Linked DNA regions of Homo sapiens: region 1 is linked to region 2. Evidence: read pairs that join two places in POLR2A ChIA-PET (ENCODE). Cell type or tissue: Panc1. All regions are shown on one strand. Each heading gives the region's core, and the rest is flanking DNA. Links, peaks and the distances in the headings are about the cores only. Region 1 has its middle 19 kb from the start of RBM4. Region 2 holds the start of SPTBN2 (spectrin beta, non-erythrocytic 2).

Evidence for each region. ChIA-PET counts read pairs that join two places held together with the same protein. Peaks named below come from ENCODE experiments on the same cell type or tissue, not always from the same donor. Only the 100,000 strongest peaks of a DNase experiment are listed, where the experiment ranks them.
Region 1: POLR2A ChIA-PET joins it to region 2 with 12 read pairs; 3 of 35 experiments call an interaction of 5 or more read pairs at or near these places.

The regions. Positions count from the first base shown.
Region 1 is chr11:66,653,935-66,661,934 of GRCh38, reverse strand. It overlaps a transcript of RBM4 not described here. Among named protein-coding and RNA genes, the nearest start is that of RBM4, 19 kb to the right of the region's middle. In Panc1, for the core only: no CTCF peak of the experiment used is centred there; no DNase peak of the experiment used is centred there.
Region 2 is chr11:66,722,361-66,738,290 of GRCh38, reverse strand. It overlaps SPTBN2 (spectrin beta, non-erythrocytic 2), which reads left to right and starts at 9,075. Exons shown (of 38, transcript NM_006946.4): 1 at 9,075-9,550. In Panc1, for the core only: no CTCF peak of the experiment used is centred there; no DNase peak of the experiment used is centred there; H3K4me3 peaks cover 1,488 bases; H3K27ac peaks cover 242 bases; H3K27me3 peaks cover 3,766 bases.

The sequences.
Region 1 (8,000 bases), core at 1-8,000, 72 kb after region 2:
TCTCAACCTCCCCAGTAGCTGGGATCACAGTCGCGCGCCACCACGCCTGGTGAATTTTCGTATTTTTAGTGGAGATGGGGTTTCACCATATTGGTCAGGCTGGTCTTGAACACCTGACCTCAGGTGATCCACCCACCTCGGCTTCCCAAAGTGCCGGGATTACAGGCGTGAGCCACCACACCTGGCCAATGTTTTTATTCCTAAACCTTACTTCTTATATGATAAATTGCATATTGTGAATACAAAATTCCTTTAGTTCACCAAGTTTCTCACTATAGACCATTTCAGAGTCCCATGAGGCCTCTCAACGCTAAAAGCTCCTGAATTCATTTATCAACTGTTTGAATTCCTACTATGAGCTAGGATGTGGGAACATGGTGATGAATGAGGCATATGTGGTTTCTGTAGCCTCAGATCTACCCCCTTCCTCAGGTTTCCAGCATGGCACAGAAAGACACTAGGCCCTCAGGGCACTCAAGGTGCTGTTAGAAACTTGTCCTAAGGGCAGAAAAAGGTTGGCTGCCTGCAAGATGGACCAGAAAAGGGAAGCAACTTGCCCCAGATTGGTTTCATAGCTTGTCAGGATTTTGCTTACAAACCTGGTCCTCAGGAAGTCACCTGGCCTAGGAGATTTGGGAAAAGGAAGGAGGGGAGAAATAAATATTCCTGGGAAGAGCTGTCAGTTTGTTGGAAGATCAATCTCGGCTTTCTTCAGACCAGAGCTAGGCTCTGCCGCTGAGGAGAAATGAAATGCAAGAAATGATAGAATCAGCTCCAGGAACTTGCAGGAGAAGAATGAAAAATCTGACGAGATGAATTCAATCTGAAGTGCCTTAGGTTTGCAGGGCCTTTGAGAATCCAGGCCAAATTCAAACCGTGTATCTGTCACCCCTGCAAATCCACAAGAACCCAATGAGGTAGCATCACTGGCTCTCCCAGCAATTAAGGCTACTGAGATTTAGAAAGTTTAGGCCGGGCACGGCTGAGCGCAGTGGCTCACGCCTGTAATCCCAGCACTTTGGGAGGCCGAGTCGGGTGGATCACGAGGTCAGGAGATCGAGACCATCCTGGCTAACATGGTGAAACCCTGCCTCTACTAAAAATACAAAAAAAATTAGCCAGGTATGGTGGCACATGCCTGTAGTCCCAGCTACTCGGGAGGCTGAGGCAGAAGAATGGCGTGAACCCGGGAGGCAGAGCTTGCAGTGAGCTGAGATCGCACCACTGCACTCCAGCCTGGGCGACAGAGCAAGACTCCATCTCAAATTAAAAAAAAAAAAAAAAAGTTTAGGTCGGGTGCAGTGGCCTACCTACACCTGTAATCCCAGCACTTTGGGAGCCGAGGTAGAAGGATCACCTGAGGTCTGGAGTTTGAGACCAGCCAGGACAACATGGCGAAACCCTGTCTCTACTAAAACTACAAAAAAATTAGGCAGAAGCCTGTAATTCCAGCTATTCAGTAGGCTGAAGTAGGAGAATCACTTGAACCCAGGAGGCAAAGGTTGTAGTGAGCCAAGATCGTGCCACTGCACTCCAGCCTGGTTGCAGAGCAAGACTCTGTCTCAAAAAAAAAAAAAAAAAAAGAGAGACTCCCATCTCAAAAAAAAAGAAATTGTGATAAGTACCACAAATTACACAAAATGGGTCCAATGGCAGGGAATAATGGGAGGACATATCTACTAAGCTACAGGTGGTTTGGGAGGGCATTCCAATACTTGATCCTGAAGCTAAGACCTGAAGTTAAGTTAGCTCTAAAGCAGTAAAGAGAAAGGTCCCTTCAGATTTAAAAAAAAAAAAAAAAAAAAGGCCCTGAGGCAGGAAAGAGCTCAGTGTATACAAGGATCTGAAAGGAGAGTCAGTATGGTCAGAAAAGGATAGATAAGCAGGGAAAAGGGCCTGAGATAATAAAGTGTGACAGAGGAAAGGCACGTTCAAACTAAGGGATTGGGCATTTTACTTTAGATAAAAGGGGAAGTTGCTGAAAGGTTCTAAGTAACGAAAGAAACATCTGATTTACATACATTTCACAAGAACATTCTGGCTATTAAATGGAGAATACTTTGAAGACCCAAGGGTAAGAAAAAGATGGACCTGGAGGTCACTGTAGTCATCTTGGTGGGAGAGGATAGCATGGTCTAGACTATGGCTGTGGCAAAGACATGGAGAAAAGAGGCAACATGTGATATAAACATGATCAAGAGCTGCTAATGGTTGGGGAGGGCGTAAGAATGACTACCAGCAATCTGGCTGAAAGAGAGAATGGGATAAGGAAGACTGAAGGAGAAATGATTTTAGAGTGGGGAGTCTCAGGAGCTCTATCTCAGATATACCAAGTTTGAGGTGTATTAAGACAACCAGCCAGGTGCAGTAGCTCATGCCTGTAATCCCAGCAAGTTGGGAGGCCAAGGCGGGCAGAACCCGAGGTCGGTAGTTCGAGACCAGCCTGGCCAATATGGTGAAATCCCGTCTCTAAATTTTGTATCTAAAGATACAAAAATTAGCCAGGTGTAGTGGCACGTGCCTGTAGTCCTAGCTACTCAGGAGACTGAGGCAGAAGAATCACTTGAATCCGGGGGGCGGAGCTTGCAGTGAGCCGAGATCGCGCCACTGCACTACAGCCTGGGCAACAGAGTGAGACTCCATCTCAAAAAAAAAAAAAAAAAAAAAAAAAGAACCAAGAAGAAATGTCAGCTAGGTGTCCAGATCCCTGAATCTTGAGCACAGAAGAGAGGTTTCAAACTGGAGATATCAAGAGTCTTTAGCACCTGGATCAGTGTTACATAACAGAAATACAATGTGAGCCACAAATGCAAACCACATAGGGAACTGAAACAGGTGAAATTAAATTGTATTAATTTTATTTTCCCCAGATAGTCTGGTGGTTAGGAAAAAAAAAAATTTTAATGTATTTTTACCCAATATGTGCAAAAAAATGACCATTTCAACATATAATGAGCATTAAAAACTGAATATATATATATATATATTTTTTTTTTTTGAGAGACACTCTTGCTCTGTTGCCCAGGCTAGAGTGCCGTGGCCCAATCTTGGCTCAATAGAACCTCCGCCTCCCAGGTACAAGCAATTCTCCTGTCTCAGCCTCCCAAGAAGCTGGGACTACAGGCACGTGCCACCACGCCTGGCTAAGTTTTGTATTTTTAGTAGAGATGGGGTTTCACCACCTTGGCCAGGCTGGTCTCAAACTCCTGACATCAAGTGATCTGCCCACCTTGGCCTCCCAAAGTGCTGGGATTACAGGCGTGAGCCACTGCGCCTGGCTTATATTAATTTTTTAAATCCCATAGGTATTTGGTACTCGCAGCACTGTATATGTCTCTGGCTACCACACTGAACAGCACAACTCCATATGGTATACAAAGCCAAAGCAATGAATGAAGTCTTGAAGAGGATTTCAAACTTGGCACTAGTGATAACTGGGAAAGGTGCCCCTCCTGTGCATTGGAGGATGTTTAGCCACATCCCTGGCGGGAGAAACCCCCTAAATTGTGACAATTAACAATGATTTCAGGGAATCTCTGAGCCTATTCTAGTTGCCCATTTAAAACAAAACGAAAAAAAAAAAAAAAAAAAAAAAAAGGTCAGACTAGGCCAGGCACAGTGGCTCACGCCTGTAATCCCAGCATTTTGGGAGGCCGAGGCAGGCGGATTACCTGAGGTCGGGAGTTCAAAACCAACCTGACCACCACGGAGAAACCCCATCTCTACTAAAAATACAAAATTAGACGGGCGTGGTGGTGCATGCCTGTAATCCCAGCTACTAGGGAGGCTGAGGCAGCAGAATCGCTTGAATCCAGGAGGCAGAGGTTGCACTGAGCCGAGATCGTGCCGTTGCACTCCAGCAGCCTGGGCAACAAGAGCAAAACTCCATCTCAAAAAAAAAAAATTTTAAAAAAGGGTCAGACTAGGTGGCTCACGCCTGTAATCCCAGCACTTTGGGAGGCTGAGGCAGGCAAATGGCTAGAGCTCAGGAGTTCAAGACCAGCCTGGGCAACATGGCAAAACCACAACTACAAAATACAGAAATTAGTTGGGCATGCTGGCATGCGCCAGTGGTCCCAGCTACTCGGGAGGCTGAGGTGAGAGAATTGCTTGAGCCCGGGAGGAGGTGGAGGTTGAACACGGCACTCCAGCCTGGGTGACATAGGAAGACCCTGTCTCAAAAAAAAGGTGGGGGAGGGGGCAGGCGAGGTGGCTCATGCCTATAATTTTTTTTTTTTTTTTTTTTTTTTTTGAGATGGAATCTTGCTCTGTCGCCCAGGCTAGAGTGCAGTGGCGCTATCTCATCTCACTGCACCCTCCACCTCCCGGGTTCAAGTGATTCTTCTGCCTCAGCCTCCCAAGTAGCTGGGACTACAGGTGCGCACCACGACAACTGGCTAATATTTTACATTTTTAGTAGAGACGGGGTTTCATCATGTCGGCCAGGCTGCTCTCGAGCTCCTGACCTCAAGTGATCCACCCCCTCGGCCTCCCAAAGTGCCGGGATTACAGGTGTGAGCCACCGCGCCCGGCCTAATCTTAGTAGTCTGGAAGGCTGAGACAAGAGTATAGCTTGAGCCAGGAGTTCCTAACCAGCCTGGGCAACATAGGGAGACCCCATCTCTACCAAAAGATAAAAATAAAAAATAAATTAGCCAGGTGCAATGGTGCATACCTCTGTAGTTCCAGCTACTTGGAAGGTTGAGATGGGAAGACCGCTTCAGCTCAGAAGGTTGAGGCTGCATTGAGCCATACTCATACCACTGTACTCCAGCCTAGGCAACAGAGCAAGACCGCACCTAAAAAAAAAAAAAAAAAAAAAAAAAGACTAAAAAATTGATCAGGGGCTGAGGATTAACTACAAAGGGGCACAAGGGCTTTTTGGCTGACAAAAATGTTCTGTATTTTGATTGCAACAATGGGAACAAGATTGTAACCATCAGTTACCAAAATTACCAGTACATTGTCAAACTGGGCATGGTGGCTCACGACTGTGCCTATAATCCCAGCACTTTGGGCGGCCAAGGTGGTGGATCACCTAAGGTCAGGAGTTCAAGACCAGCCTGGCCAACATGGTGAAACTCCGTCTCTGCTAAAAATATAAAAATTAGCTGGACATGGTGGCATGCATCTATAATCCCAGTTACTCAAAAGGCTGAGGCACAAAAATCGCTTGAACCCGGGAGGTGGAGATTGCAGTGAACCGAGATCATGTCACTGCACTCCAGCCTGGGCAATAGAGTGAGACACCATCTTTTTAAAAAACAAAACAAAAGGCCCCCCAAAAAAGTACATTGTCACAATGTGTCAAATTGTTTTCAAAATTGGTATATTTTATTGTTTGAAAATAATACTTCAGGCCGGGCATAGTGGCTCATGCCTGTAACCTCAGCATTTTGGGAGGCCAAGGTGAGCAGATCAACTGAGGCTGGGAGTTCGAGACCAGTCTGACTGACATGGAGAATCCCCGTCTCTACTAAAAAAATAGAAAATTAGGCCAGGCACGGTGGCTCACACCTGTAATCCCAGCACTTTGGGAGGCCGAGGCGGGTGGATCACAAGGTCATGAGATCGAGACCATCCTGGCCAACACAGTGAAACCCTGTCTCTACTAAAAATACAAAAACAAAATTAGCCAGGCGTGGTGGCAGGTGCCTGTAGTCCCAGCTACTTCAGAGGCTGAGGTGGGAGAATGGCGTGAACCCAGGAGGTAGAGCTTGCAGTGAGCTGAGATTGTGCCACTGCACTCCAGCCTGGGTGACAGAGCGAGACTCCGCCTAAAAAAAAAAATACAAAATTAGCCGGGCATGGTGGCGGGCACCTGTAATCCCAGCTACTCAGGAGGCTGAGGAAGGAGAATCACTCGAACCCGCGAGGCGGAGGTTGTGGTGAGCTGAGATTGCACCATTGCACTCCAGCCTGGGCAACAAAAGCAAAACTCCATCTAAAAAAAAAAAGAATACTTCAGGGCCGTCTCTTCCTGGTTCTTCCCAGAGTCAGGAAAAACTGGGTTGAAAGGGTGTTTAAAAAAAAAACTCAGAAAAGCTGATTTTTTAAAAAAGTAATCACATTATGACACTGCTTAAAAACCTACAAGACTAGTTGACTCAGAGTGAAGGCCAGAAAGGCCCTAGAAGATTAACTACTAGATCTGCTAACTACCTGACCTCTTCTGCTCCTCTCTCCTCCCACTCACTCTTTTGCCACTGGCCTCCTTACTGTTAGAACACTCCCACCTTAAGACCCTTGCTCAAGATATTCTCTCTACCTGGCGTACTTTTCCCCCAGATACCTGTTGCTAACTTACATCTAATTCAACTCATTGCTCAAATCTCACTTTTTTAAAAGAGGCCCAGGCCGGGTGCAATGGCTCATTCCTATAATCCCAGCACTTTGGGAGGCCGAGGTGAGAATCGCTTGAGCCCAGGAGTTCAAGAGCACCGTAGGCAACATAGCGAAACCCTGTATCTACAAGAAATACGAGTGGGATGTAGTGGCATGCCTGTAGTCTCAGCTACTCGGGAGGCTGGGGTAGGAGGACCAACTGAGACTGGGAGGTGGAGGTTGCAGTGAGCCAAGATCACCCCACTGCACTGCAGTCTGGGTGACAGAGTGAGACCCTGTCTCAAAAAAAAAAAAAGAAAAGAAGTGCCGAGTGCAGTGGCTCATGCCTGTAATCTCAACACTTTGGGAGGCCAAAGCGGGTGGATCACCTGAAGTCAGGAGTTCGAAACCAGCAGGGCCAACATGGTGAAACACCATCCCTACTAAAAATACAAAAATTAGCCAGGCGTGGTGGTGCATGCCTGTAATCCCAGCTACTGAGGATGCTGAGGCAGGAGAATCGCTTGAACCTAGGAGGCAGAGGTTGCAGTGAGCCGAGATCATGCCACTGCACTCCAGCCTGGGCAACAAGAGCAAAACTCCATCTCAAAAAAAAAATTTAGCTGGGCGTGGTGGTATGCGCCTGTAATCCTAGCTACTCAGGAGGCTGAGGGAGAAGAATCACTTGAACCTGGGAGGCGGACGTTGTAGTGAGCCGAAATGGCGCCACTGGACTCCAGCCTGGGCGACGTAGGGAGACTCCATCTCAAAAAATAAAAAGAAATTATCTGTAGGCTGGGCACAGTGGCTCACACCTGTAATCCCACCACTTTGGTAGGCTGAGGCAGGATGATCACTTAAGCGCAGGAGTTCAAGACTAGGCTGGGCAAAATGGGAAAACCTTGCCTCTAAAAAAAAAAAAAAAACAAAATTAATCAAAACTGAGCTGGGCGTGGTGGTGCGTGCCTGTAGTCCCAGCTACCCAGGAGGCTGAGGCGAGAGGATAGCTTCAGCCTGGGAGATCAAGATTGCAGTCAGACATGTTTGCACCACAGCACTCCAGCCTAGAGGACAAAGTGAGACCTTGTCTCAAAAATAAAAAAAATTTTTTTTTTGAGATGGAGTCTCACTCTGTCACCCAGGCCGGACTGCAGTGGCACTATCTCGACTCGCTGCAAGCTCTGCCTCCCGGGTTCACGCCATTCTCCTGTCTCAGCCTCCCGAATAGCTGGGACTACAGGCGCCCGCCACCACGCCCAGCTAATTTTTTTTTTTGTATTTTTAGTAGAGACAGGGTTTCACCATGTTAGCCAGGATGGTCTCGATTTCCTGACCTCATGATCCGCCCGCCTCAGCCTCCCAAAGTGCTGGGATTACAGGTGTGAGCCACCACGCCCGGCCAAAAATAAAATTCTTCTAATAGTAGGATTTGGTGGCATATGCCTGTAGTCCTAAGTACTTGGGAGGCTGAGACGGGAGGATCATTTGGGCCTGCGAGCTACGGCTGCAGTGAGATAGATAACACCATGGCACTCTAGCCTGGATGACAGAGCAAGACCTTGTCTCTAAAATAAGTAATATTTTTAGAGAGGGTCTTGCTGTTGTCCATGCTGGACTTGAACTCCTGGGCTGCTCAAGCGATCCTTGCACCTCGGCCTTCCAAGTACCTGAGACTA
Region 2 (15,930 bases), core at 4,432-12,431:
TAATGTCTATGAAACAATCAGAGTTTTAGAATATTTAAATTAGAAGAAATCTTTTTTTTGTTTGTTTGTTTTTTTGAGACCGAGTTTTGCTCTTATTGCCCAAGCTGGAGTACAGTGGTGTGATCTCAGCTCACTGCAACCTCTGCCTCCCGGGTTCAAGTGATTCTCCTGCCTCAGCCTCCTGAGTAGCTGGGATTATAGGCATTTGCCACCACACCCAGCTAATTTTTGTATTTTTCATAGAGATGGGGTTTCACCATGTTGGCCGGGCTGGTCTCAAACTCCTGACCTCAGGTGATCCACCTGCCTCGGCCTCCCAAAGTGCTGGGATTACAGGCGTGAGCCACCGTACCCGGCCTAAATTAGAAGAAATCTTAAAGGTCATTTAATCTAGTATTTCCCAGCCAGAGAAGCAATATTTTTTTCAACTCATTTCCTTTATCCCCACCTCTTCTCCTGATTAGCTTCTCTCTACCTCCTTCCTCAACCTCTTTCTGGTATCCAAGGTAGAGTGTTGGTCCAGTTTACATAGTGTATTTAGTGTGTTTAGGGTTGGGAAACACTGACGTACTTCACCTCTCTATTTCATGCAGTAATCATTCTAACAGTCATAACAAGTTGGTATCTAGCTTTTACTTGAATATCTCGTGTTGGGAAATTTGCCGCCTCAGAGGCAACCCATTCCAGCTTTGGGCAGCAGTGGTTTTGTAGAGAGTTTTTCATTATATCAAGCTAAAGTCTACTCCCTTTCTCTGCCCCATGTCTTCCACCCATTGGTCCCAGATCTGCCTGTTGAACCCACAGAGAATCCATCTAATCCCTTTATAAAGGGGCGTGGAGAATACCCAGGAGTGTAATTGTTAACTTGTCACAGTGGCTCAGACCTGGCCTGAATGATTGTATTATAGATATCCTGTGCTTTGTATGCTAGCTGTGTTCCTAAAACATTGTATAAGCCAAGTTTTGTATGAATCAAATCATTTTAGACATACTGAGAAGTTGACTGTTTAAAAGAAACCCTGTTATCAGTTCTTTCATAAACTGAAGAATCCTTGTGTAATGCAAATAATCTCCCCCTTTAACATTTTATGCAAATCTAGATTTTCATACATTATACTTTACCTAAGGCAAGGTTTGCCTACATACAAAACAAGTAAAATAATGATAACAGTAATAGCTAACACTTATTGGGCCCTTATCTGGTACCAGGTGTCATGCATCTGACAAGCACTATTTAATTTCTCATCACAACTTCCTTCTGTAAAATTATCCCTGATTTACAGATGAGGAAGCTCATGCTTAGAGAAGTTAAATACCTTGTCCAAGTTCACACAATTAGAAAAAGATGAACCAGAATTCAAACACGGTCTGATATCTTCACACCCTGGAAGTTTCAGAAGCCATAGTAGTTGACATGACTAGCTACTAGCTGTGCGCCACAGCACAAGTAAATTAGGCTGAGATACAGAAAACTGACCTCAAATGTCTATAGCTTCAAAGATGTACACAAAACCTATTCTTCTCTGAGTGCCCTGGGTTTTCTAGTACAACTCAGTTTCTAGTGCAATTCAACTGAGGAACCCCGAAGCCTTCCCCCTCAGTTATTAGTATTAAACAGATGCCATCAAAATTTATTTTAAGCAGATGAGTGTAATCAGACACTTTTTCTTTTCTTGTTTTTCTTATTGCTGCTGAACAAATTAAGACACTTTCTCAAAGGTCTGTGTATTCACAGGGGTTAGTGGCATGAGCTTCTTGGAAGAAAAAGTGGTTCGTTATTGACTGATAAACTCAAAGGTATTGAGAATCATGGTTGGTCCCAGACTGCTCCCAGATGAGTCTGAATCATTCATATGGGCCCAGTTTTTAATGGCATTTAGGTTTGCAAGTTAAAAATCGTTTGAGAGGGATCGTCCATAAATAAGTGCTGGTTTGAGTCCCACCTGGAGAAAGATAAATGGATGTAATATTTCCATGTTCTCAAATCGGTTCTACTTTCTCCGATTTCATCAATAGCAGCATGCACTCACAGCATCGCTCAGCTTAGAACATCCCTTGGGGCTCTGAGAACCCACACTTTTCTACACTGTGTAAGGGAGCTCAAGGCATGACTGTCTTCAGTCCTCTGTACCCCACCTCCACCTACCCCCACCTGTTAGAATTCCCTATCTGATGTGGCACTTTATCTTGGCTCATTTGCAGACTTTTGCTTTCGAATACTTGATTATCCTTTGCAAACCATGCCCCAAGCTGGCCAAGACCAAGCTGACTTCATGGTCTAAGTAATCACAGGAAATCAGGTCAGTCCTCGGAAGCTATCAGGCTCCCCTAGCAAGCCACCTTTCCGACCTTTACTTGTGCAGCATGCTTGTTTACAATTTCAAGTCATAGACTCAAGTGAGGAAATATGTCATTTTCTTTATTTCTCAACTTAGTTCGTCAGCTCTCATTTCTACTGATAGCTAAAAAAGAATTAACTTCACCAATCAAGATAACGCAATCTGACATTTTGAGCTGGATGATTAAAAAAAATAAATAATGCAATCGTTGCAAGTTTGGTTTTTTGTTTTTGTTTGTTTGAGACAGGGTCCCACTCTGTTGCTCAGACTGGAGTGCAGTGGCATGGTCATGGCTTACTGCAGCCTCGACCTCCCAGGCTCAAGCAATTCTCCCACCTCTACCACCCAAGTATCTGGGACCATAGGCATACACCACCATGCCCAGATAATTTTTAAAGTTTTTGTAAAGATGGAGGTCTCACTATTATTGCACAAGCTGGTCTTGAACTCCTGGCCTTAAGTAATCCTCTTGCCTCAGCCTCCCAAAGTGCTAGGGCTACAGGCGTGAGCCACCATGCCCAGCCGTCAATCGTTGCAAGTTTTAAACTCAGTCTCTCAGTCTCTTAGGATTCTCCTCCCAGCCCCCTTCTCCTTAATTTTTTTTTTTCTTTTTTTTTTTGAGACGGTGTCTTGCTCTGTCACCCAGGATGGAGTGTAGTGGCACAATCTCGACTCACTGCAACTTCTGCCTCCTGGGTTCAAGCAATTCTCCTGCCTCAGCCTCCCAAGTAGCTGGAACTACAGACATGCGCCACCACGCCTGGCTAATTTTTGTATTTTTAGTAGAGACAGGGTTTCACCATGTTGGCCAGGCTGGTCTCCCACTCCTGACCTCAGGTGATGCACCTGCTTCAGCCTCCCAAAATACTGGGATTACAGGCAGGAGCCACTGTGCCCAGCTCTCTGCTGTAGATTTTAAAGGGTCTAATAAAGGGTTCCAAAGTGAAGAATTTAACTTTGATCTCTCTGTATCATCCCTATGCAGAGGGCAGTGCATCTACAAAGCACTTACTTGCTGTTGCCGTTGCTGCTGCTGCTGCTGCTGCTTAAGTGATGGAGATAGATTAGGGATAAAAGAAATGGGAAATACATCATTTGATATGAAAACATTTTGTTTCATCTACTGACAATAAGGACTCCTCTTCTCTCCCAAGGTCTTTTCTTCCATTCATTAGTTTATTGCACAGATATCTATATGTTTGCTCTGCTGGGGATACAACTGTGAAATAATTGTGTTCTCTTCCCTCATGGCGCTCATGCTGTAAAAGAGAACACAACCAATGGGCAGTGACAATCCAGTATGGAGTGCTCTCAGAATGCCCCTGTCCCAGACTTGGAGCTCAAGGAGGGCTTTCCAGAGGAAGTAACATCTAAATTGATACCTGAAGGATGAGTAAACATTGGGTGAATGGAAGAGGAAGAGCGATTCCAACCAGAAGGAAGAGCATGCTCAAAATCCCATAAACACTGGGGAAACTCTAAGAGGTTCCTTATGGTGAGGACACAGAGTGCCAAGTGCAAGTGGTGAGAGACCAGGCTGGAGAGGTAAGCAGGGTGTGCAAACTTGGTTAAGAACTTTGGACTTTGTCCCAAGGGCAGTGGGGAGCCACTGAAGGGTTTCCAGAAGAGGAATGATCTGTCTGATGTATTAAAGAGACTACTCTAGCCGCACAGTAGATAAGATGGCCCAGGAAGAGCGCAGAGAATAAGAAAAGGCCTAGACAAAACACCACCATCAATAACAAAATTAAGCGACAAGCAGAAAAGGAACTCACAAAAGAAACAGAGAAGGACCACAAGGGTTGAAGGAAAACCAAGAGAATGGCAACCCCATAACAAAAGAAGAAAATTTCAAGAAGCAGGGCATAATTAGAGTCAATTGCTGCCAAGAGGAGAAGTAAGACAGCAATTGGAAACTAACAGCTGGATTTTGCAATAGGATAATTTTTTTTTTTTTTTTTTTTTTTGAGACGGAGTCTCTCTCTGTCGCCCAGGCCAGACTGCGGACTGCAGTGGCGCAATCTCGGCTCACTGCAAGCTCTGCTTCCCGGGTTCACGCCATTCTCCTGCCTCAGCCTCCCGAGTAGCTGGGACTACAGGCGCCTGCCACCGCGCCCGGCTAATTTTTTGTATTTTTAGTAGAGACGGGGTTTCACCTTGTTAGCCAGGTGCAATAGGATTATTGACAACCTTGTTGAAAGCAGCTTTAGAGTGGAAGTTCTGTTGCATTGGATTAAGTCAATTGTATCAATGCTCATCTATCCCCTTCAATTACCATCTATTTCTACACTGATGTATTCCAAATGGGTATCTTAAGTCCAGACCTCCCCTTTAAAGTCCACGCCCATATACAATTGACTACTCAATATCTCCACTTGATTGGTTCAAAGATACCTCAAACCTAGGTTCCAAAACCAACAATCTCTCCACCCAAACCTGGTTTTCCTGGAGTATTCCTCATCTCAGCAAATAGTAGCTCCATTATTCCAGTTGCACAACTCATCCTTGACTAACCCTTTTTCCTCACCACCACCCCTGTATCTATCCCATCACCACATCTGGTTAATTCTTTCAACCTGTGCACTCCATCTCCACTGCCAGCAACTGAGTTCAAGCTACCATCTTCTCTGTCACCCTACCCACAGTGGTAGCCTCCTAACTGGTTTCTCACACATCTTTGCACCCCTCCATAGCAACTGGAGTAACCTATTCCCCCCATAGCAGCTACAGTGACCTTTTTAAAATACAAAGTTGATCCTATCACTTCCTTATTTCAACCTTTCAATAGTCTCTCAGGGCTCTAAAGGTGAAAATCAAAATTCTTTAAATAATGACATAAAAAGCTCTGCATGATCTAGCCCTTGCCTATCTCCCCAGTCGCAATTCTCTACACATTCCCTCTTCCCCTCTGTTTTCCCTGCACCCTGGTCTTTTCTCCATTTCTTTTGTATTGTTTTTTTTTTTTTTTTTGGTTGGTTGGTTTTTTGAAAAAGAGTCTCACTCTGTCCCCCAGGCTGGAGTGCAGTGGCACAATCTCAGCTCACTGTAGCCTCCGTCTCCTGGGCTCAAGAGATTGTCCTGCCTCAGCCTCCCGAGTAGCTGGGATTACAGGCACTTGCCACCACGCCCGGCTAATTCTTGTATTTTTAGTAGAGATGAGGTTTCACCATGTTGGCCAGGCTAGTCTCGAACTCCTGACCTCAGGTGATCCACCTGCCTCAGCCTCCCAAAGTGCTGGGATTACAGGCGTGAGCCACCGCGCGCAGCCTCTTTTCTCCATTTTTTTTTTTTTTTTTTTTTGAGAGACAGAGTCTTGCTCTGTTGCCCAGGCTGGAGTGTAGTGGAATGATCTCAGCTCACTGCAACCTCTGCCTCCCGGGTTCAAGCAATTCTCCTGCCTCAGCCTCCCGAGTAGCTGGGATTACAGGCGCATGCCACCACGCCCAGCTAATTTTTTTGTATTTTTAGTAGAAAAGGGGTTTCACTGTGTTAGCCAGGATGGTCTCAATCTCCTGACCTTGTGATCCGCTTACTTTGGCCTCCCAAAGTGCTGGGATTACAAAGTCGTGAGCCACTGCACCCGGCCTCTTTTCTCCATTTCCTATGTACACCATGTGTCCTGCAACATCAGGCCTGTTAGCCATATGCTCTGTGGCTAAGAACATGGGTTCAAGGGTCAGATTGGGTTAAAATCCCAGCTCTACCCTTGCCTGGTTTGATGACCCTGAGTAAGGTACTTAATCTCTCAATGTCTCCATTTCCTCATCTGTGAAATGGGGTTAATACTTACCTCTTGGAGTTGTTATAAAGGATTAAATGAAATGTTATGTGTAAAGTATTAGAAATACAGTTCCACGTTAATGTTAGTAACAGCTATTATTATTCCCCACTCTGTCTGGTTAATGCTTCTCATATTTCAGATCTCAGCTCAGGTGATCTGAGGTTATGACTCTGTTCAGTTCTCTCTTAACATCCTGAACTTTTCATTCATAACACTCATTATACTTTGTGGTTATATATCTGATGGGTTATTTTATTAATGTCTGTCAATCCCACCACAGGCTCTTCCAAGAGAAAACAGACAGTATCCATTTTACTCATCATTATATCCCCAGATCCCAGCACAGTGCCTGGTATATAATTAGCCATATAGTTTTTGCATAAATATTTGATTGAGCAGGGGCGAGGAAGTGAAGCCAATGAGTGCAAATGACTCAGGAAGACTGTGAACATAAAGAGCAAGGGGAATGCATGGAGGGAAGTCGGGGCTTCTTGATTATTTTTTAAGCTGGCAAATGCTTGAGCATGTTTAAATGCTGATGGGAAGGAACCAGCTGAGAGACAGCAGTGAGGGCCGTGAGGCTGCAGAAGGGGATGAGACTTAGCATAGGAGCCAGAAGAATCCATCTTAGGTGAAAAGAGGGACACCTCTTCCCTGGTATTGAAACAAGAACTGAGAATTCGGCTATGTATGTATGTTTGGTGGGCAGAGCCAAAACCTTTCCATGAATCTTGGTAATGTAAGCAGCAAATGTGGATTCACTGAGAAGCTCAACAAACTTGGTGGATATCATTCCATTCGCTTTTGCAACTCAAATAAGAAGGAACCAGATATTTTCTTCATCATTGACTGTACTGGTTCACTACAGAGCAAAATAACAAGTTTCCAAAGCAACCCAGTCACAGAGCTGAGATAGGTGATCTCAGTGTTCTCTTTATTCAATGTGCTTCCTCTCCAAATCGGGAAACAGTATGGGAAATAATACGGTAAAATCATAACGGCTGATACTGATTAAGTGCTTACTATGTGCTGCATATAATTCATTTACCTGCAATAATTCATTTGATGTTCCCCACATTATGGTGCCATTTTACATGTAAGGAAACTGAATCCTAGGGAGGTAACTTGCCCAAGGTCACATAGTCAGTGGGTGGCAGAACTATGTTTTAAACCCAAGGAGTCTGACTCCAAAATCAATGCTTTTAACCATTCTGCTATACTCCCTGTCTAGCAGAGAGGAAAGAACATATTAGGATTCAGAAGACCTGGAGTTTCTACCATGAACTAATTCTGTGAACTTGTACATTCACTTAGGTGTCTGAACATCAGTCTGTTCATCAATAGAATAAGAATGAGAATGTTTATCTTACAAGGCTTCTTGAAGGATTATGAAATGCTGAAAATAGGAAATTATAAAAGATATTATTTTGCTAATCATAAGACTTAATACCCTTGACTTCTAATTGGGTCACGATATTATAGGCTGTCATTGAGACCCTTAGTTCCCGTAACCAGTACAGCAGCAGCAGCTTGGTGGTTCCAGTTCCTTTGGCAGGGCAGCTGATTCTCTAATTTTTTTTTTTTTTTTTGGAGATGGAGTCTCGTTCTTGTTGCCCAGGCTGAAGTGCAGTGGCACAATCTCAGCTCACTGCAACCTCTGCCTCCCGGGTTCAAGCGATTCTCCTGCCTCAGCCTCCTGAGTAGCTGGGATTTCATGCCCACCACCACGCCTGGCTAATTTGTGTATTTTTAGTAGAGAAGGGGTTTCACCATGTTGGCCAGGCTGGTCTTGAACTCCTGACCTCGCGATCCACCTGCCTCGGCCTCCCAAAGTGCTGGGATTACAAGGGTGAGCCACTGCGCCTGGCCATGGGCAGCTGATTCTCATCCCATCAGCTTTAATGTCCCTGACCAAGTGTCCCTGATGACCGTCATGCACAGGTTGGTGCCTCCTTCCCCCGAACCAACCAACACATAATCCTACCTCTGGGAAGAGTTGCAGTTTATGCCCTTGTTTCTTTAATGCCATTGCCTGAAAGAGTGGCTATTAAAAATAATAAATAGCCTCAGGCCTGGCACGGCAGCTCACGTCTGTAATCCCAGCACTTTGGGAGGCTGAGGCAGGCAGATCACCTGAGGTCAGGAGTTCAAGAACAGCCTGGCCAACATGGCAAAACTCTGACTCTACTAAAGATACAAAAATTAGTCGGGCATGGTGGCATGCACCTGTAATCCCAGCTACTCGGGAGGCTGAGGCAGGAAAATTGCTTGAACCCGGGAAGAGGAGGTTGCAGTGAGCCGAGATCAAGCCACTGTACTCCAGCCTGGGTGACAGAGCACGACTCCGTCTCAAAATAATAATAATAATAAATAGCCTCAAATGCAGCTAACTGTGAGGTACACACCAGAGAGCCAGTTCCAGTTTCGTGGTAGAAGCACAGATATCAGAGCTAGGAGAGAACTTCAAAGTAATCTTTCAATGGAACTCCCCAACCCTCCTCCCAACCCATTTTATAGACTAGGAAAACCAAGGCGAGGTAGATGACACCACTAGTTAGGGTTGTCAAAACCATATCTGGAAAGTACTTCAATTGCACATATTTGTTTCAGTATGCATACCTTTTCAGAAAGGAGCAAAATCCTAAATTACCCATAAATCTATTATAAAACCTTAAATCCAATAATTCACTCAAAGCCCATTCTTTGAGTGCCCTTACTTGACCATTTCAGGCATTCCCTGGATAGAAACGGGCCCTCATCTTCAGGGGCAGTACATAACCTAACGGCTCTGTACAAAGCTCACCCTGTTACCACTGGCTCATCTCTGAGCTGAGTTCTCTAATCTGGAAGAACAGCACCTACTTCTCAGAGCTGGAGTGGGGGTGGGAGTGTCACATGAGATGATGCGCTTTTAGCACCCACCTGGCACTCTGTGAGTTTGTCATGATTTGGGCATAATTCCTTCCTCTCCTAAGCAGGCAGCAGTTCACCTTGGTTAAGGACCTTGGACCTTAGACCACTCAGACGCTAACAAACCAAGGAGAAACCCAGCCGTGTCAGGCCTAGAAATGTCTGCCCCCACCCCCACCCCCCTCAAGACGGTGACTAGGCCGGAATTCTCCTGGTTGATAAATGAGAGGAGCTGAGAAGCGCTGAGATGCCTGTTTGGAGCATCTGATCTGTAGAAGACGAATCTTCACTGTGCCATGGAGATGTTCTGGGAGGGAGAGCCGGCCCAGCTGCCTGAAGGAGGACGCGAGAGCGAGGGGACGGGTGAGAGGAATGCTTAGCGGAGACGGACTGGAGGTGCCCGGAGAGGAAAGGGGAACGGAGGCTGGATCTCGGGAAACCTCGTCGGCAGTGTCATTAGAGGAAGGATCGCGTGTCTCGGGGATACGGATTTTGGAGGAAAAGCAGAATAGGGACAAAGGTGAGGTGTCCGAACCGGGGAGATCAAGACCTGTAAGCTGTGGTGGGGGACCCAGGGACCAGCGAGGACGGGAAGGCGGGGTTTTGGGGGGACCCCGCACGGAAGGTGGCTGGGGGTCGGCAGCCGGCCTCGGAGCTGCTGCCGCGTTCGCCCCGAGGCAGGTCAACTACCCCGGGCGGGGAGCGGCGGGGAGCACCGAGAGGGGCCTCGGTTGCCATGGCGCTGGGCGGGGAAGGGGCGACTCGGGCCCCGCCCAGAGCCCCGCGGGGCCGCCGGCTCCAGATGGTCCCGGGCCTCCCGCGGGAGCCGGCGGCCTGCGGCAGGGGGAGGCTATTGTCCTCCTTCCGCGGCGCCGCAGTCCCGCCGCTCGCGCCCGCGCGCCGCCGCCACGCGCCCCGCCGCCGCCCGCCCCGCGCGCCCCCCGCGCCGCCTGCGCCCCGTGACAGCGCCCGCCCGCCGCCCGCCGTGCGCCCGGCCGCTGCCTGCAACCGCCCGTCGCGGCCGGGCTGCAGGCGCGGCAACTACCGGTGCGCCCCCGCCCGCCGCGCCCCCGCCCGCCCGGCCGCGGCTCCGCGCCGAGGTAGGTGCCGGCGCCCCGCCCGCTTTGTCCCGGCCCGCGGGGCGGCGCGCTTTGTCCGGCCGCGTGCGGTCGGCGGGGTCGGGGTCGGGGTCGGGGTCGGGTCCCGGCGGCCGGGGTGAGCCGGGGCGGGAGCAGGCGGGGACGGGACGGAGAGGGTCCCGTGCCAGCCACACAGGTACCGGGATGAGGGCGGTGGGGGCCAAGGCCGAGGGGGGGGGACTCGGGCCTCTCTGGAGCCGGGAGAAGAGTCTGGAACAGTTAGGGCTGACGGACACGTTCGCGGCGAGGCTGGGAGCGGGTCTGACAGCGCCGGCCCCTCGCGTCGCCGGGGCTGCGGGGCGGACGGGCCGGCGCCGGGCCAGGTGCTGGGGGCGCGCTCGGCCGCCTCTGCCCGGCGGACTGCGGGAGCCGGGCTCCCTCCTCCCCGGAGCCGCGTGGGCTCCTCCTCGCCTCTTTGGCAGCTGGCTCCACGCGCTCCCTTCTGTTCCCCCACAGTGTGTGGGAGAGGGGCACGCGGTTGGCTGTGGTGGCCGGAACTGGCCCGGGGAGAAAGCAGACGCTTCGGGCGGCGGGGAAGCGGCCGCGTGCGGCGTTTCTGTGGCCAGGAAGCTGATAGGGCTGTGCGGTCCGCCCCGCACGGAACTACCCAGCAAGGCCTGCTCGCGGGGGTGTTCCGGCTCCGGTGCCACAGTCGTGATTTACCTTCCACTCGCTTGGAACTTTACCCCATTGACCCCAGGACATTGCATGCTTGTGTGAGGTGCAGGTTTGCCCCGGTCTTAACCTGCTACATGTCGTCTGCCCTCCCCCTCTCGGAGCAGCCACAGTTCCAACGCTGGAGAGCCCGGGGGTTTCAGGTATGGGCAGAGGTAGCAACAAACCAGTTTTCCTTGAAGGTGAAGAGGGGCAGAGTGAGTTCCAAATATGTGTCTTAGCTTGAGGTGTGGGGCAACCTCTTGGCTTATTCAGAAAGGCAAAGGATTGGCCGAGGAGAAGATAGGATGGAGTTTACATTCTTCCCTTAGAGAAATTGATGTGACCCCGGGTTGGGGAAGGGAGATAGCAAGGGAGTGAAGAATCTGAATATTTGAATAAATCTGCCATAACTGGAGGATTCTAGAAGAGAAAATAAAATTTCAGTCCCCCTCTTCAGCCCAGTTCCTAACTTCCTCCGAGGGAATTGATCAGGAACACAGTCTGAGAGGTGGGTCGGGGTTTTGCTGTTCCTTCCTTCTGCCCTGGGCCCATCTTTCTCTTGCCTTCCTGGAGGCCCTGAGCTGATTTGTGACTTCTTTTTCGTTTTATCTCTCTGCCAGTCCACCCATTTATACTTAGAAGCAAATAAGATTTGAACTTTGCCAAAGTCCCCATTTCTTCTAATCTATTATTCATCTCACTGTCATTTGTTCAACTCTGCCTTCCCGTGACTTCTCTAGCTCTGCCGTTCTCCTCCCGCATATCTGCGGTTCGCTGTGCTGTTTCTTTCATTACCTGTGGTACCTACTCCATCTTCATCTTCCTCTCCCATCGCCTGAGCTCCTGAGGGGAAGTGATATTTGAGTTTAGTGTGGGGTAGGGCCTGAGCAGACCTAGAAGCTAACCCTGGGTCACACTCACCCCTGAAACTTTGTGTCTTCTCAACACTCATGGCTCCTCTAACCAATTCCAGCTGCTTCTCATCTTTGGACAAGGGTGGCCCTCAAAGTGTGGTCCCCAGACCATTAGCTTCAGTGTCACCCGGGAACAGGTTAGAAATGCACATTCCCAGGTACCACCCCAGAAGTACTGAATCGTAAACTGGGGGATGGGGGGGTGACCTGTGATTTAACAGTCCTCCAGGTTGTTGTGATTCATGGAAGTTTGAGAATCCCCAGACCTGAGCTGTTGAGCTCAACCCTGAAAGTATTCCAGCCCAGGAGCAGGTCTTCTCCAATCCCGTGTTCATTCTTTCCTTGAGCTTCTCTCTAGTCCTAAGAAAGACATTAATTCCATGGCCAAAAAAAATGAATTATAGTCAAGTCATTCAATATCTCTTTATTGAATATCTGTTGTACTGAGTCTGGAAAAACACCAAAACGAGTAAGACAGCCCTTGTCCTCAATGAGTTAAATGTGGAGCGGGCAGAGAGACACGTAAACAACTAACCGTAATGCGATGTGATAAGTACAATACTAGCTGCATGCCGAAGTGCCCTGGAAGCACAGAGGAGGGAATGATCAACTCTGAGGGAGGGAAATAATTCATCAGGAGCAGGATGTGGTGAGAGGAAGAATTAGGATACAAGGCAGCCTGTAGCCCAGGGTATAGGATTTCTAGCTTAACATGTCAGCTGAAAGAGAGGAAAACTGCCCTGGAGGATCGGCACGGTGAGCCTAGTCTGCCTCCAGCAGCGCCTGGAGTACATTCCAGCAGGACCCCAAGCCTGCAGCCGGCGGGGGTTGGCATTCTTCTAGCACTAACAGTGTAAGCTACTTGGGCCTGGCCTTGAGGTCAATTGCTAAGAATAAGGTATGATGAGACTGTAATCTGGATTAGCTACTGCACCACCCTATTGCCAGACTTCAGGAATCTGTGGAAGAGAGGACGATTGAGGATTCTCCAGCTTCCTCATGACAGGGGGTCATGAAGCTGGGGGGCTGCTGGCCGACTGAGGAAATGTGAGCATGGAGACCCTGGTCATAGGTGAGGAATGATCTACTCAGTGGCAAGAAACCAGCGCTGGATATGTGTAGGAGAAAAGCAAATAGAAATCAGTGGGAATCTAGAGATGGCAGCAGGGGACACAAGCTGAGAACACAGCATATTGTCCAAAAGGCCAGGGAGCTACAGAGCCAGAATGCTTGGAAACCAAGACCTAGAGACACAAAGGTAGCAGAGCCTCAGAGCCACATGCTGAACAATGCCAGAGAGCACCATTCACATGGAAGGCTGTGGAGTTGCAACATGGTGGCCCTGTGGGGGTCTGTGATCTAAGGACACCAGTGCCAGCTTGGTTCCTGATCCATATCACAGCATTTCTGGAAACTCAGAACACACAGCATGCATGCTTCAAATTCAATTTGGAGAGAGGAGCATTTAAGTGGCTGAGGTTTTATTTGGGGGAAGAGGAGGTTCTAGCTCCATACTTTCTCCTGGTAATGGTAGGAATCCGCAGAGACATTCTAACAGTTGGACTTCCCTGGAGGGTCTGGCTCCCAGTTGGGCCCCTTTGTAACTTTAACAAAACCCCCAATTCTGCATTTCTCCTGAGCCCTACTTCCTACCACCAGGGCTGTGGTCTTGGCAGTCTCTGGTTCTGGAAAGGAAGGAGGTATGGAGAAGAGAGAAGTGATGGGTGGTGAGACTCGGGTAGGTAGGGAGGTGTGTGCCCATGGACACACAAAGGCAGAACCTTTCTGGCTTCCATCATTAACTGGTTCCATGAAGCTGAACCTGACCTGCTTGAAGGCCAGGGTTGTCTGCCCCTCCCCTTGGGAGGACCAAGTTGGATCCCCAAAGATAAGCCTAAGCAGTCCATGTTTAGGTTCTGTGCAGCTTACAGGGGCCTCAGAGCTACTGTGGTTTGGAGACAGGGTCAGATGGTTAGCTTCTTTGAGTTTCTGCTCTTTGTGGAGTACAAAAATATGAGGCAGGGTTTGCAAACCTCAACAGTTGGGGCCAGGCAGGTAACATAGATATGTGAAGTGGCTGAGTCTGTAGACCCATCTAAAGGAATCCAAATCAGTCTTTTTTTTTTTCTGAGACAAATTTCACTCTGTCATCCAGGCTGGAGTGCAATGGCGCAATCTTGGCTCACTGCAACCTCCACCTCCTGGGTTCAAGCAATTTGACAGCCTCAGCCTCCCGAGTAGCTGGAACTACAGGCACCTGCCACCATGCCCAGCTGATTTTTTGTATTTTTAGTAGAGACGGGGGTTTCGCCTTGTTGGCCAGGCTGCTGTCGAACTCCTGACCTCAGGTGATCTGCCCACCTTGGCCTCCCAAAGTGCTGGGATTACAGGCGTGAGCCTCCGCACCCGGCCAAAAAATCAGTCATTTAAAAATAGCTTATTGGCCCAGCAAAACACTCCTGGGGGCTAGCCTTGGTAAGTTTGTGACTCCTAGTAAGGGGTCATGGAAACCGAAGCGGGGGCAGGGTGGAACTTGGGTGTAGGCATTTTTGTGGGCAGGTCTGTGCAGAGAGAGTTTGAGTGCTGGAGATGTCCATCCCAGAGCTGAGCTTAAGTGTGGCTGCTGGTTAGGAAGCACTAATCTGAGAGGCCGAGAGAAATGGAATTACACTTGGTCCTGAGGTGTGGACTACTTTCCCGTCTAGAAGCTGAGAGTATTAGGTGACGCTAGTTCAGGTCATGCCTTGCCCACAGCACTCTTTACTCAGGGTGATTCAACTCTGCCCTAGAATATATTTTTATATAAATATTTACAGAACAAATCCAGAGAATCTGTGGGGAGAAATGGTGGATTTTGAATGAGAAGAGTCCTAGGCCTCGTAGAAATTAAGCTCCCTTTCCTTCTACAGGGAATTAAAGCCCAAATCTACAAGCCTTAGACCTTAGCTCTCTTGCATCTCATTAATGCTCCTCCCAAGAAAAATCTTTGTGCACATTTTCTCTTTAGGAGAAAGGGGAGGGGCAGACAACCCTGACCTTCAAGTAGGTCAGGTTCAGCTTCATGGAATCAGTTAATGATGGAAGCCAGGTTCTGCCTTTGTGTGCCCATGAGTCTCACCACCTACCTGAGTCTCACCACCCAGCACTTCTCTATTCTCCAGACCTCCTTCCTTCCAGAACCCGAGACTACCGAGACTACAGCCCTGGTCCTAGGAAGTAGGGCTAGGAGAAATGCAAAATTGGGGGTTTTGTTAAAGTTACAGACCCAGTCCCCTCCTCCTCTCTTGAATGCTGCTGAATGCTAAATTACACAAGAACTTTGGACAGTAGAGGTTTTTTTTTTTTTATCCCCAGCAGATATTCTGAACCTCATTTTTTAGTTTTGAGGACAGAGTGTGTTTGCGTAAGTTAGAGCCGTAAGTAGTGCTGGTCCACATTTCCCCAGCCTGGGCCCTAGGCAGGAGCCACGGCTGCTCATCCGTCTGGGATGAGCCTCTAAGACGGTTGAGGAACCTGTGTATGTTCTATGTTCAAGAGGCTGCGATTAAGAGCGTGTCCCCCAGAGTCAGAAAGAACTTTTCAAAACCCGGCACTGTTTCTTCCGGCTGCGTGACCTTGAACCAGTAACTTAATGTCTTTTTTTTTTTTTTTTTTTTTTGAGGCAGAATCTCACTCTCTCTCGCAGGCTGGAGTGCAGTGGTGCAATCTCAGCTCACTGCAGCCTCCACCTCCTGGTTTCAAGTGATTCTCCTGTCTCAGCCTCCCCGGTAGCTAGGACTACAGTCGTGTGCTACCACGCCCAGCTAATTTTGTATTTTTAGTAGAGATGGAGTTTTACCATGTTGGCCAGGCTGGTCTCAAACTCCTGACCTCAGGTGAGCCACCCGCCTTGGCCTCCTAAAAGTGCTGGGATTACAGGTGTGAGCCAATGCCCCCAGCCAACTTAATGTCTTTTTTTTTTTTTTTTTTTTTTTTGAGACAGAGTCTCATTCTGCCGCCCAGGCTGGAGTGCAATGGCGAGATCTCGGCTCACTGCAAGCTCCGCCTCCTGGGTTCACGCCATTCTCCTGCCTCAGCCTCCCGAGTAGCTGGGACTACAGGCACCCACCACCACACCCAGCTAATTTTTTGTATTTTTTAGTAGAGACGGGGTTTCACCGTGTTAGCCAGGGATGGTCTCGATCTCCTGA